Regions from separate parts of the Homo sapiens genome. Here region 2 is linked to region 1. A link is a loop called in an ENCODE intact Hi-C map of the cell type or tissue named here. Cell type or tissue: heart right ventricle. All regions are shown on one strand. Links, peaks and the distances in the headings refer to the core of each region. The heading gives the core; the rest is flanking DNA.

The links. A loop is a pair of places that touch in the nucleus more often than their neighbours do. Peaks named below come from ENCODE experiments on the same cell type or tissue, not always from the same donor. Only the 100,000 strongest peaks of a DNase experiment are listed, where the experiment ranks them.
Region 2: a loop joins it to region 1, with 2.4 times the contacts of the local background. A loop is called at or near these places in 3 of 110 quality-filtered maps.

Annotation. Positions count from the first base shown.
Region 1 is chr11:79,235,323-79,239,251 of GRCh38, forward strand. The region is part of intron 2 of TENM4 (teneurin transmembrane protein 4); the gene reads right to left. Among named protein-coding and RNA genes, the nearest start is that of TENM4-AS1, 140 kb to the left of the region's middle. In heart right ventricle, for the core only: no CTCF peak of the experiment used is centred there; DNase peaks (open chromatin) are centred at 1,537 and 2,411; H3K27ac peaks cover 1,900 bases.
Region 2 is chr11:79,452,580-79,456,508 of GRCh38, forward strand. No RefSeq gene overlaps it. Among named protein-coding and RNA genes, the nearest start is that of TENM4, 14 kb to the left of the region's middle. In heart right ventricle, for the core only: no CTCF peak of the experiment used is centred there; no DNase peak of the experiment used is centred there; H3K27me3 peaks cover 1,337 bases.

The sequences.
Region 1 (3,929 bases), core at 522-3,021:
AATGAAGTCTCCCTGACAAGCATTCCAGTCAAATTCTGAGAGACAGGGTGGCCCCCCTGTAGAGTACAAAGTGAGAGATGCAGGGTTGAGACCTGGGACGGATGAAGCTCCTGCTGCTCTCTTCCCTAGTCATGCGGCCTGACACAGGGGAGGTGCTCAAGATAGGGACCCTAGGACCTCTGTAATAACACTAATGATAATCGTTAGCATTGTTGGCAAGACTGTTGTTAATGATTGATCAAATGGAACTCAAGACAGGAAGGTTTGGGAAGGCAGAGAAATGGGAACTAAAAGCTGGACCAGGGGACAAGAAAACAGGCCTTAGTGTCAGCCTCCACATAGCTATAAATACATCAACGTATGACTATAAATAGTTATACAAGTGCATAAATGTATTTTGAGCTCTTCAGGTTCAAAAACTGATCACTGGTCTGTGGCTCTATGGAAACGACTCTTTTCCTCATAATGAACACTCCCTTCTCCAGGCCCCCTTGCCCTCCTTTCTTTGAGCTTTCCTAGATTTATCTGAACTCTGGTAAGAATGAGGACTTTTTTTTTTAGCTGAACTTGTTTTGCTTGTTTAGATGGATTCTTTCGTGCCCTGATGCCTGAGGTTCAAGCTCTTCCTTCTGTGCATTCATACAATGCATAGGAGAAAGCCGCTGCTGCCCTGTAAACAATGCGCTCCTCTTCCAAAAGTGTCTGCATTTCTGTTTTCGGGAGACTTGATTCCTGTAGGAAGGATACTCAGGGTTCACGGTCCCTGGCCTATATGGTACTCATTTGGGGAGTGAGAGGCCTCTGATGCTGCCATGAAACCTCCATTACCTGATACCGTATGGAAAAAAGGTATATAATCAATAATAACACAGAGTACATGAGTCCCCAGATTTCCACGTCTCAGTCCTGTAGCACAAATTGTAAAGGGAAAATGCACCTCGTTATTTGTGGAAATCCTTCGGATGCCTGTTTGAGACATTCCTGCCTTCTAGTCGAAGTCTCCTGAATGCAATCTAAACTTTCCTTGATGGCTAAGGATCACGCACAGCTATTCTTTTTACTCTGCTCTATTACGCTGATGCCCTTTGTGACTACCTTCTGCAGGGTTATTTGCTCCTAAATGAAATGGCCCCAGCATCATTTCATGCTTTTGAAGTTTCTGCGCTCTCTCTTTCTCGCGCTGTGATCTTCTCCCTGACTGTCAGCACTCCAGTATCACTTTGTGCTCGCTTTGTTGTGCTTGTGTCGGATGGTGAGCGAACCCTCAGAACACAACTGTACAGCAGGACTTGGCTCACTGGACTCTCATTATCTGGCCACATCTGCAGCAGATACCAAATACAGGCTTTCTCAACACCCACTTCAACCTCCTTCCAGTGTGCTTTCTTTTCCACGAGCCTAGACAGCTGGAAACAATATACTGACTCCCTTGCGGCGAGACCCAAGTTCTATGGAGCAAATGCACCCACAGGATTGTAGAGGGCGGATGTTGTTACAGGAGGTGGTGACTATGCTCGGGTGCACTGGATCTTCCCACCCACACAGTGGTGGAGGTGTTTGTTTATCTGGACAGCTGTGGCGTAGGCTCTGCTGTCTGGTTCCCGGAATGTTGAGTCCCAAGGAGTGAGACAAAGGGGATTCCGTTAAAGGAGCCCTATGCCATGCCAGGTACTTCTCTGGTTCTCTGGCAGCCAAGCTTGAGTCCCTGGCATTCCTGAAAGGTTTGCAGGCCATCTAATATCCTGTATTAAATCCTTTTCTGTTTAAACTAGACAGAATAGATTCTGTTGTCTGAAACTAAGAACATTGACTGAGCCAACACCCGTCTGTCCCAAAACTGTAAGCTCCTTAAAGAGAAGAGATTTTTTTATGTCTTTATCTCCCCTATGCCCCAAACATACATTGCGCCTTAAAGACCTGTATTAACTGGATGACTGGACTAAGACAGGGTGGAGAGACAAGCTCCTCCGGAGGCCCCACCCACCACTGCCCTGATGCCCTGCTACAGTTCTGCTAATGCCTGGGAAATCAGATCACCTGGCTTATTAAACTCTGGTATAAAGTAAACATAGGGCCTGGCATGGTGGCTCATGCCTATAATCCCAGCACATTGGGAGGCCGAGGCAGGCGGATCACCTGAGTTCAGGAGTTTGACACCAGCCTGGCCAACATGGTAAAACCCTGTCTATACTAAAAATACAAACATTAGCTGGGTGTGGTGGCAGGCACCTATAATCCCAGCTACTTGGGAGGCTGAGGCAGGAGAATCACTTGAACCTGGGAGGTGGAGGTTGCAGTGAGCCAAGTTCGTACCACTGCACTCCAGCCTGGGCAACAGAGCGAGACTCCGTCTCAAAAAAATAAAAAAATAAAGTAAGCACAAACAAATCAGTTGTGAGTGTGGGTTGAGAGGATTTCGTATCACAAAAATCTGAAGACTGCAGTGCACGGCCAAATAGAAATGTGTTTTGTCGGCTCAGAGGCTCTTTTTCGTTTCCTGCTTGGCTAGCTCTCTGCTGCATTCCAAATAGCTGAGGGACTTCCAGATAATCAAAGTTCTCTAACCATACACACTGTTAGTAACTCCTTTCAGCCCCCTTCCTGTCCAGATGTACAAAGAGAATAGCAAAGGGAAAAAAGCCCAACACTTCCTCGCTACAGCCACCGAGCTGCTAAATCTCAGCAGTTCTGAATCATCACATCTTGCATTTCTCATTAACTGCCCCTCATATGCAGCATTTTCAATTAAGCTGGGAGCACTGCTGTACTAATTATGTTATGATATTTGTCCCCGCAGATTAATATGCACTCACGGTTTGGGAGTGCTGTCTGAATTGTATTTCTCTATTTACCTGTAAGGAAGCCCTTCCTTGACTTGTCCAGCTGTCCTGGACTTGGGGACTCAGGGGGATGGGACCTGTGAGGGTTAATTTCATGTGTCAAGTTGACAGGGCTGAGGAATGCCCAGATATCTGGTTAAACATTATTTCTGGTTGTGTCTGTGAGGGTGTTTCTGGGAGAGATTGGAGACCCCCCTCAACAATGTGTGTGGGCAGCACTCCGATCCCTTGAGGACCTGAATAGAACAAAAAGGCAGAGGGAGGGTGAATTTGCTCTGTGCTTGTGCTGGGAGATCCATCTCCTCCTGCCTTTGGACATGAGAACTCCTGGTTCTCGAGCCTTTTGACTCAAACTGGGACATATTACACTGGCTCCCCTGGTTCTCAGGCCTTAGGGTTTGGGCCAGAACTACACCACTGGCTTTCCTGGGCCTCCTGGAAGGTGGCAGATCATGGGTCTTCCAAGCCCTCATAATTGCCAAACCTTCATAATAAATCTCTTTCTCTCTCTCTCTCTCTCTCCTGTTGGTTCTGTTTTTCTGAAGAACCCAGACTAATACAGGACTCAAGAATTAGGTGCAGGCCAGGCACAGTGGCTCACACCTGTAATCTAACACTTTGTGACGCTGAGGTGGGTGGATCACCATAGGTCAGGAGTTCAAGACCAGCTTGGCGATCGTGGTGAAACCCCGTTTCTCCTAAAAATACAAAAATTAGTTAGGTGTGGTGGCACATGCCTGTAATCCCAGGTATTCAGGAGGCTGAGGCATGAGAATCGCTTAAACCTGGAAGGCAGGGGTTGCAGTGAGCCAAAATTGTGCCATTCCACTCCAGCCTCAGTAACAGAGCAAGACTCTGTCTCAAACAAACAAACAAACAAACACGCAAAAAGAATTAGGTGCTCTCAGTTGAGCTCTGTCTGCAGAGACAGCTCTGGTTGCAGAAGGACATGATGCCATCAAGTCACAGGTGAAACATCACAGGGCCCTCTAGGTGGGGCCACATTTTATGTTTCCTCTGCACCTCCACAGAGCCTTGTGCTCATCAGATATGCTCAGTTAACACTTTCTCATCAAACCAGTCTTGAAA
Region 2 (3,929 bases), core at 956-3,455, 220 kb after region 1:
TATGAGTTTATACCAAACTTATAACTCAGTTTTTACTTAACCTATCAGTCTTCTATCTATTGCTCCTTTCTTCCATCACAAATAATAAATGATGCTGTAGAAAAATATGTAATTTGGGGAAATAGTCATAATATATATTTCAGTGGAAAATAATCTTATATATATACCAAATGTATAATACCAGTAGTTATTTCTTAATAAGATTAAAATGAATTTTTAGTTTCTTTTTTTTTTTTGCTTTTTAGTATTTAAACATTTCCATAAGGAATTCATTCTATTTTTGCTATAAGAAAAGTTTTGCTAAAAAAAACAAAAATAAGCCAGATGGTATAAATTATAATATAGTAAACTGTCTGCCAATCTTATACGTGGGTAGAATAATGATAATCCATTACATCTGTGGAGTGCTTTACAATTTACAAAGCATTTTACATCTATTATCTTTCATGATCATCACAACAGCATTGTGAGGAAGATCGAATAGAAATACTGTTTTATAGATAAGAAAATTGAGGTTTGAAAGGATCACATATGATGGAATCAGGGCTAGAACTCATAGCTCCTGATTTGGTCAGTGTTCTCTCCCTTGCCTCTCTATCTCTAGATGATTCTTACTATGTTTTCTCTCATTTTTCAGGAAGACAAGAAGACCCAGTAATGTTCTGCCTGCTACTTCCATTGCTATCCTTAGAGCCCTCTTTCTTCAACATAAGACTTGGAGGCCCAAAATGCCAGTACTTCTTTTTCAACTTTATTTTTGTCAAAGTTATTCATAAACATAATTTTAAAAGCTAAATATCACACAAGGATTTAATGCAAAACAGAGTCCACTGACCTACAATTCACCATCCAACTACACCTAATATTCCCTCTCCCCCGAGGCAACCATTTTAACTATTTGAGCTGTTTCTTCTAAATTTTATTTCCATATTTCTAAATATTCTGCTTCTACTATATTCTTGATTCTTTAATTGTTAGAAACTATCAGTATACTTCCTACTATTGAAGATGATCATTTAACTTTTTCCTCTTTATAGACACTTCCCTTTTCCCTATATCTTCAATGCACTTACATTAGAATTTTTATTAATGTTAGTATTGTCATTATTATGTGTGAAAAATTACTCTCAACTAAGCCATGTAGTGTACTATTATGTACTATATTGTTTTAATTTTTGTTTTCCCTTGAGTTAATAATTGCCTCTTTTCCTTTCATATTTGCTTAGTGTTTTAGGTACCTATTGCTATTTCATCCCCAAACTATCAAATTATAAATCTTCTCTCAGTACATTGCAGTATATCAATCTATCTCCTCCCCTCCCCTCCCTTACCATCCCCTCTCCTCCCTTCCCCTTCCCTTTCTCATAGAAATTTTATTTCCTTTTGTCTAAACTGTTCCCAATATAGGCTCCTTACTTTCTAGTCCTGCTGCATAGTTCTTGTTTTAAGATCCCTTGCCACCGTATTCCTAGGGATTTTATTGGATCTCTCTCTTGTATTTGTACCTTTTGTTTCCAGGATCCTGTATCTTCCTCTTTGTTTTTTTCCTCTTTATGCTGAGAACAAGTGTATAGAAGGTAAAGTTTTTGAGACCTGCTTTGGCTGGTTATAGAATTCTAGATTGAAAGTACATTCTTTATTATTTTAATGACCCTGATGGTTTTATTGTCTCTTGCTTTCAGCGTTGCTTATTAAAACTGACGGAATTTTGTCTCTTTCTCCTCTTTGGGTGGACTTTTTATTTTTCCTGCTCTCTGCAAATTTTTAGGATGGTCTCCTTTTCCCAGAGTTCAAAATTATATGAGGATCGGTGTGGGTCTTCCTTCATCCAATGTGCTGAACTGTGGCTGAGTTCTTCTACTCTAGAAACTCTGAGAAATTTGTTTATTTCATTGATAATTTCTTTGTTCTCTAGTTCCAAAGTCATCTTATTCACATATTGAATAAGATATTGAACCTCTCAGACTGTTTCTAATTTTTTAATCTTCTCTTTCCTATTTTCTACATTTTTGTCTCTTTGTTTTACTTTTGGGAGATTTTCTCAGCTTTGCCTACCAATCCTTCTGTAGACATTTTTATTTCTGCTGTCATATTTTTAACTTTCAGAAGCTTGTTTTAGTTTTTTGTTTTGTTTTTGAAATGAGGTCTTGCTCTGTTGCCCAGGCTGGAGTGCAGTGCTGTGGTCACAGTTCACTGTAGCCTCTACCTTCCCAGCTCAAGTGATTCCCCCGCTCCTCAGTTTCCTGAGTAGCTGAGACTATCACCATTGGGAGATAGTCTCACCATTTCTATACAGATTTCATTTACTTCTCCTGTTCCTTTTTTTAAGCACAGTATATCTACCTTTAGCTGAGCTGTTTTCCAGAAGTCCAGACTTTCTCAGGCTCACTTACTATAGTCAGTAAATCTCCAGTCCTCTCCTTGGGGGTTGACAGTGCAGGCACTCAGGAAAACAAAACGGAGAAGGGAACCTTAAGACAAACAACCAATTTTCCTTTTTTCCAACCCCACCCAGGCCCCTACTTTCAGAAATGCCTGAGGCTTCCCATTTCTGAGGTTTCCTAGTGCTCTGCAATGAAAATCAGATCCCTTCTGGATGTTTTCCACTGATAGCTTAGGTTTCACTTTCTCAGGTCTGCCTGTCAATTATTTCTTGTCCATCTGCTTTATAGTTCCAAAATGCTATTGTCTTCTCATTGGTTCTTTTTTCCTTTGTAGTTTTCTGCTTTCTTATCATTTCTCTGTCATTTTAGTAGGTGTTAGGGAAAGAACAGAGGTAGAAGTGTGTTTCTTCCTCTGTGTGTAACTGAAGTTCAAACTCTTCTTCCAGGCCAGTATTTTAAGAGGTATTCAACCCATACAAGGGTCTTGAGCTCTTTCTCTGAGAAGCACTGTGGCTCCACTGTTTACAGGATTATAGATGAATCCGGGAGGCAGAGTGGCATCATCTTTAAAACATAGATAATAACATCTGCCTAACTGGTTATTGTAAGGGTAACCGGGATGATGTTTGATCTGTAGTTTCAGATTCTAATAATTTGAAGAATGTCAATAAATAGCAGCTATGCTGTTTTTAATATTATAATTACTGGCAGACTGTGTTGGGGTGGACAGCTCATTGAGTTACTAAGGGAAGTGGTAAGGCAACAGTAGGGAACTAGAAAATCCTCTTCTACAAATGCTTTGATAAGAAGTCCTGGATTGCAGAAAGTAATAATTGATGATAGTAGCTAATATTTACTAAGCGCTTATTGTACCTCAATTACTGTGCTTCACAGGTTATCTCAATTAAGCATCACAACAACACTATAAATAAAAACCATTATTATCTTCATTTTAGAAATGAGCAAATTGAGGTGTGGTAATGTTAAATCACTTGGTCAATATCACACAACAAAGATGTGGCAGGTCTTAGATTAGAACCCACAGTTTGCTTTAGAGCTGTTACTCCTAATACCGAGGCCAGAGCTTCTCAAACCTTACCGTCATCACAAATCACCAGGGGATCTTGTTATACAGCGCAGCTCTGGCTCAGTAGCTCTGGTGTGGGGCTGCAATTCTGCATTTCTAACAAGCTCCCAGGTGATGCTGATGCTGCTGGTCCCAGGACCACACTTCGAGTAGTGCCTAGACTGTACTCTCTATGCTGGCCACATCATATGGAACCTAATTTGTCCCAGGTACAAATGGGACCACAAGAACAGTGATGGTACCCATCACACTGTCGTTCTGCCCTATGTGCATAATATGCGTAAACAGAACCTCAGAAATCATTTCTCCTACTGCACACTCTCCCCAGGAGCCCAGGCATGTCTCACACACTTAGCCTTCTCTGCTGCTTTGACTGCAAGATACTCACTACTTTCCACCACCTTTGAAGTCAAAGGTAGACCCTCACTGTTACCTGCTTCTATGGCCTTCTCTGAGCA